2 separate regions of the Homo sapiens genome follow, and region 2 is linked to region 1. Evidence: chromatin contacts called from ENCODE Hi-C or POLR2A ChIA-PET data. All regions are on one chromosome and are shown on one strand. The core of a region is the stretch at or near the end of the contact, and the rest is flanking DNA. Distances in the headings are between cores, read along the strand shown.

Evidence for each region. Hi-C counts contacts between places; a loop is a spot of excess contacts on that map. ChIA-PET counts read pairs that join two places held with the same protein, here RNA polymerase II (POLR2A). Pooled maps may share reads with other maps.
Region 2: a loop to region 1 is called in a map of cardiac septum, with 3 times the contacts of the local background. The contact joins two enhancer-like sites. A Hi-C loop is called at or near these places in 25 of 168 maps with a recorded cell type or tissue (Caco-2, Calu3, HepG2 and 14 more) and 19 of 50 pooled maps. POLR2A ChIA-PET finds 5 or more read pairs at or near these places in 10 of 52 experiments (AG04450, Caco-2, HepG2 and 6 more).

The regions. Positions count from the first base shown.
Region 1 is chr13:41,608,956-41,612,066 of GRCh38, reverse strand. VWA8 (von Willebrand factor A domain containing 8) reads left to right here. Exons shown (of 45, transcript NM_015058.2): 39 at 335-491. Among named protein-coding and RNA genes, the nearest start is that of MIR5006, 42 kb to the right of the region's middle. Within about 2 kb of position 1,431, at least 14 of the 41 ENCODE cell types and tissues checked have a DNase peak (open chromatin) inside an H3K27ac peak, as active enhancers do.
Region 2 is chr13:41,653,331-41,656,441 of GRCh38, reverse strand. The region is part of intron 37 of VWA8 (von Willebrand factor A domain containing 8); the gene reads left to right. Among named protein-coding and RNA genes, the nearest start is that of MIR5006, 86 kb to the right of the region's middle. Within about 2 kb of position 1,486, at least 2 of the 41 ENCODE cell types and tissues checked have a DNase peak (open chromatin) inside an H3K27ac peak, as active enhancers do.

The DNA.
Region 1 (3,111 bases), core at 182-2,681:
TATCTCATCCATCATATAGTTGGTGAGAAAAATAAATATGAAAGGATAACAAATAGTACACAAGAGTATGGATCCTTATGAGGTAGCAGCATTAGCTAAGGTGTCATAGAAGCTGGAGTAAGCCTTGATATATAGGTAGTATTTTAATGGATGGGAAAAAGGAAAAGCATCCTAAACAAGAGAATACATCTTTTTCCAGAAGGTAATTTGACTGTTTAATTACTAGTTAAGTACAATTAATATCCTCCACAAGGCTGTCCTAAAACCATGACCCAACTTTTGTTCTGTGGTCAAGTTCAGATTTATCATCTGAATTTCCACGTTTTCCTTCCAGGGGGAAGAGACACGGCAGGCCTGGGTGGCAAAGGAGGCCCTTACCGGCTGGATGCAGGCCATACGGTGTACCAGGTCTCTCAGGCTGAGAAAGATGCAGTTCCCGAAGAGGTCAAGAGAGCTGCTAGAGAGATGGGCCAGAGAGCATTCCAGCAGAGGTCAGTGCTCCCATCACATTTAGACCAGCACTACTGCTATGGTGAAATGTCATGATGGACTGTGGGGAAACCTAGATTTGTGTGTGTTTCCACCTCCACCTCATGCAGCAACTCGGACCTCAAACTGAAATCCACAGCCATCCCCGTCCCTAACGGAAACAGCCAAATAAACAAAATCACCTGTTCTTTCTACTCAGGCTCCTTAAAATCTAAAGCTCAAATCGCCCCATCCATGTCTATCTGTTCCTAGGCAACATAGGGAATTCAGGTAAGTCTACACAATGGTCCCTTCCTGCCCTCAGAAATCTTGCAGATTAGTGCGGAGACAGGACAAGGGAACATACATACACACATGCACAGAGTTAAGTGCTAAAGTCATAGGGTGCGGAGGCTGTCCCCTCCAGCAGTGCAGAGAAAGGCAAGTTTAGTGGGCTGATGTGAGGTGGGGCCAGAGCTCAGCTAGGATTTAGAGATGGGAAGAGAAGAGCTAGGATATTTCAGAAAGGGAAAACTAAATGAGCAGAGGCACCAGGGCAGGATGAGCATAGTGTCTATGGAAGAGAGAGGCAGCTAGCCCACTCAGGATAATGGGTACCAGCTCGGGAGGAGGGACAGTGAGTTTGGATAGGGAGGCCTCATCAGTGAGTAGAGGCCTTAATCTAGGCCAGTGAGCCTGTGGCCCTCGGACATTCCCCAGCTGTTCTGGGCCACTACAATAGGAGCCATTTAAAAAATAAGAAGAATCCACATGATGTTACCCTAGACATCCACATGTGTGCTTCAACTAAAAGTGAAAAATACCAAAGAACCACCAGTATTTCCTTTTAGATTCCAGGACCTGGTAGTAGTTTGGGAAACAGATTTACATTTTTGTGCTGCATGAAAGGAGATGGGCGCAGTTAGAAAAAAGCATGCTAAAATGTATGAGTTATGAAATTCCTCCCACGTAGAACATCTGGTATTACATTACATGCTGTGCTTCCACATCCTGCAAGTAAACAGTACAGGACAATAGAGACAAGAATGCAGGCCCTGCCGCCACACCCTCAGGAAAGCCTGCCAGCTCAGACCCTCGAGGGTTCAGCAGGTAAATAACACACTTGATGCTAGAGGCAAGAGTGTTGCTCTCAGCCCTTCTGCTGGCTTCCCTGGTGACTGTTGACAGTTTATCTGTCCTCTTTGTGCCTGAATTTGCTCTTCTGGAAATAAAATTCACTCTCCCTTTCTCCCAGGGAGGTTATGAGAACAGGTAACTATGTTAGGAATGAAAGTGTTTATGCCTCTCAAAAAAGGGTAGAGAATAGTGTAGTGAACAGTCTTGTTAGAATGAAAGTTCTCTGCATTTCTTATGAATTATAAAGTACCCATTTAGAAAAAGAACTAAACAATTGGAAATGTGTCATTCTCCCCTCCGCAATTAATGAGTTCTGTTGTTGCCACCCTTAAAACCTGCCAAGTAATTGTTCAGTCTAATTTTTTGCCCAAGTGGACAGGTAGATAAGAGTGTTCTGGCACACACATAGTTCACAGGGAGGCAGAAAGGTAACAGTGCCTGGCCACAAGTATGTACGCCCTTCTCCTGTTGCCATAATAGGAGTAAGGAGTGTGGTTCTCTTCAGGACAATTGCCCTACAGGGGAAGAAGTAAGGGGCATCTGTGCCCTTAACGCAAATGAATTTAGCGGATGTAAGAGAGGAAAGAGAGGACATGGGGAAGGGATGAGGAAAATGTACACCTCTAGTAAATGCTGCAGAGAAGAGTCTCAGTTGAAGTAAAAGAGAATACCGTAAGGTGGTTGAAAGACAGAGGAGTTGGCCAAGCGTGTGAGAAAGGAGAGAAAGAAATAGAAACACATGGAGATCCTGAGAAAGATGGGGCACAGCAAAACACCAAGAGAAAGATGTTGCTTTCTACTTTCATGTAGAAATGGGACTTTCATCCCATTTGGTGAATATTTCATTTAATGCTGCTGAAAATTTTTCAACCTTTTACTAGGAACTTTTCAAACATAAAAGTTGAGAGGAACATATAATGAATGCGATGGACCCGACCCCCCAACTTCAAGAGGAAAACTCTGGCTCTACTCCTAGTCTTCTCTGCTGGCTTGTTTTGAAGCTAATCCAAGACTTCTATCATTTCATTGTCAATATTTCCAAGTGTATCTGCATAATATAAAAACAAAAAAATACAAACTCACAATACTATTATTAAGTCTTTAAAAAGTAATAATTCCTCGCTATCATCAAATAATAGGTTTTAAAACGGTTTTGCCACTTAGGCATATGCAGAATGAGGTCGGTTCCCACCATTGATGCTTTTATGGCATCCTGTACCTTTTCTCCACAACTCTTATCACTCTTTCCCGTTATGTGATTTGTGTGAATAATTGGTTGTCTCTCCTCTGACTGTAAGTTCCTGGGGGGCAGGCATCCATCTGTTTTGTGCTCTAGTATAACCCCAGGACCTACACCAAGAACCTGGTATGTAGCAAACCTTCATATGTATTTGTGGAATGAATGACACACACGTGCATACAAGTAATGGAATCATCCTTTAGTACTTAATTCAGAGACTGGCTGAAACTAGGCAGTCCTAGCTGTGAGCCAGAAAGTTTGTGTAG
Region 2 (3,111 bases), core at 237-2,736, 44 kb before region 1:
AGAAAAAGAGCTCACTCATATTGGATAATTTTTATTATTTTTTTCTTCGGGATGTTTGTTTTAAGAGGGGAATACAAAGCTGTTGAAGGGCCTACATTTCACGTTGCTGGTGAGGGCTGAATAATCCTTTCCATAAAGAACATCTGTAGAACCCTCGTAGGAAAATCTGAAACTTAAATAGGTTTTGCACAAGCCAAAGAGGAAAGTGCTGCATTTGATTGTAAGTCATCATTCCCTCAACTGCTCTGCCTTCATATTTACATATAAGTCATTACTCAGAAAGAGAAAAATCTGACACAATATCGGAAACAAGTTCATGTGTTCCAGTCTGCTTCGGGTTACTCTCAACAATCTGTAAGGACTATTTCACAGCAGTAAATAGTCGCCATTATTGTAATTATGACTCCCTTAGTCTTAAAATAACAATGTTTCTTCTTTTGTAGCCCATAATTATTTCGAAGTTTAAAAATCAGATGTACATCTCTTTTGTGCCTCTGGTTTGATGGTAGGGAAGGCCTCTGACTGCTTTCAAGATAAAACAGGAACATACTTTAAGATTCTGAATATAGCTCCTTCTCACCTAAGCCCAGCTCAAGAAATATTTAGATAGATAGATAGACTATACAAATGTATTTTCAATACTTATTTATATAATATGGCTTCTCTAAAATTGCAATAGCATTTCCTTTACAGGACAGGTCTTGATTCTTCAACCTCTGAGGAAGATATCACTAATATCTTCTAATCTTTGGCGAGTTTAAAAGGAGCATATGTTCACCAAGGGCACTTGCTGATAAAAATAATAGGAAAAAAAACTCATTCCATCACCAGAGTCTTAAATCCAAACTCTATAATTTCTGTCCCCAGATATAATGTAACCATTTTTTCATAAAATATAATTACATTGTTAAAACCTTTTACTTTCTCTCTCTCTCTCTCTCTCTCTCTCTCTGTCTCTCTGTATGTGTGGATATATATTATATATCTACATTATTTTTCGTGAACCACTTAAATGTGAGTTGTAGACATGATGCCCCATTACCTCTAAATACTGGCTGGGCGTGGTGGCTCACGCCTGTAATTCCAGCACTTTGGGAGGCTGAAGTGGGCGGATCAACTGACGTCAGGAGTTTGAGACCAGCCTGGCCAACATGGCGAAACCCCATCTCTCCTAAAATATAAAAATTAGCTGAGCATGGTAGCACATGCCTGTAATCCCAGCTACTAGAGAGGCTGAGGCAGGAGAATTGCTTGAACCCAGGGGGCGGAGGTTGCAGTGAGCCAAGAGCATGCCGCTGCACTCCATCTTGGGCCACGAGCGAGACTCTGTCTCAAAAAAAAAAAAAAAAAATTTCAGTTTTTCCTCACAAGAGCATTCTCCTAACGTAACCAACAACACAGACCTCAAAATCAGGAAGTTAACATTGATATAGCATTAATGTGTAACCCACAGACCTTATTCAAATTTCAGATGTCTCAATAACATCCTTTATAGAAAAAGGAAGCAATTGCAGATCATGTATTACATTTACTTTACATGTCTCTTTGGTGTCTTTCAATCTGAACAGTTCCTCATCTTTCCTTGACTTTCATGACCTTGACATTTTTGAAGACTTATAGGCCAGTGATTTTGTAGAACATCCCTCAGTCTGGGTTCATCTGATGTTTTCTGTTTTTAGATCCAGCTTACGCATCATTGGCAGGAACATCACAATAATGCTGTGTTCTCAATGTGTCCTGTTAGATCAGGAGTCCCCAGTGCCCCAGGCCCACACAGCAAGAAGTGAGGAGCTGGCAGGTGATCATCATCACCAGAGTGCTGTCTCCTGTCAGACCAGCAGCTCGCCAGCAGCAGTAGATTCTCACAGGAGCGTGAACCCTCTTGTGTGAACTGTGCATGCGAGGAATGTAAATTGTGTCCTCCTTATGAGAATCTAATGCCTGATGATCTGACGTGGAACAGTTTTATCCTGAAACCATTCCCTCTACCCTGTCCCTGGAAAAATTGTTCCACGAAACCAGGTCCTGGGGCCAAAAATGTTGGGGACTGCTCTACTAGGTGACACATGATGTCAATTTGTCCCATTGCTGGTGATGTTAACTTTGAACATTTGGTTAGGGTGATGTCTCCACTGTGACATTACTATTTTTTCCTTTATAATGTGTTTTGTGGGCATATATTTGAAGATGATGTGAATCTTGTTTCATCAAACTTTCATCCATTAATTTTATCATCTGTTCATGATTCTTGCTTGAATCAGTTATTATCACTATAGTTGCAAAGTGGTGATTTTTCTGATTCCAGTATTCCTTTGACATTTATTAGTTGGCATTCTAAGGTAACAGAGTGTGTTCTCTTCTCCCTTTGTGTGTGTGTTTGTTTTTATGAGTCAATTTTTGTTTTTGTTGCAATTGCTTTTGGGGACCTAGTCATAAATTCTTTGCCAAGGCTGATGTCCAGAATGGTATTTCCTAGTTTTCTTCTAGGTTGTTATAGTTTTAGGTCTTAGATTTAAGTCTTTAATCCATTTTGAGTTTATTTCTGTATGTAGTAAAAGGAAGAGGTCCAGTTTCAATCTTCTGCATACGGCCAGCTACTTATCCCAGCACCACTTATTGAGTAGAGTTCTTTCCCCATTGCTTGTTTTTGTTGACTTTGTCGAGAATCATATGGCTATAGGTGGGCAACTTTGTTTCTGGGTTCTCTATTCTGTTCCATTGGTCTATGTGTCTGTTTTTGTACCAGTATGGTGCTGTTTTGGTTACTGTAGCCTTGTAGTATAGTTTGAAGTTGGATAATTTGATGCCTCCAGCTTTGTTCTTTTTACTTAGGATTGCTTTGGCTATTCAGGCTCTTTTTTTGGTTCCATATGAATTGTAAAATAGTTTTTTCTAATTCTATGAAGAATGCCAATGGTAGTTTGATAGGAATAGTATTGAATCTATAAATTGCTTTGGGCAGTGTGGCCATTTTAACAATACTGATTCTTCCTATCCATGAGCATAGAATGTTTTTCTATTTGTCTGCGTTATCTCTGATTTCTTTCAGCAGTATTTTGTAGTTCTGTAATTTGTAGAAATCTTTTATCTCGCTGATTAGCTGTATTCTTA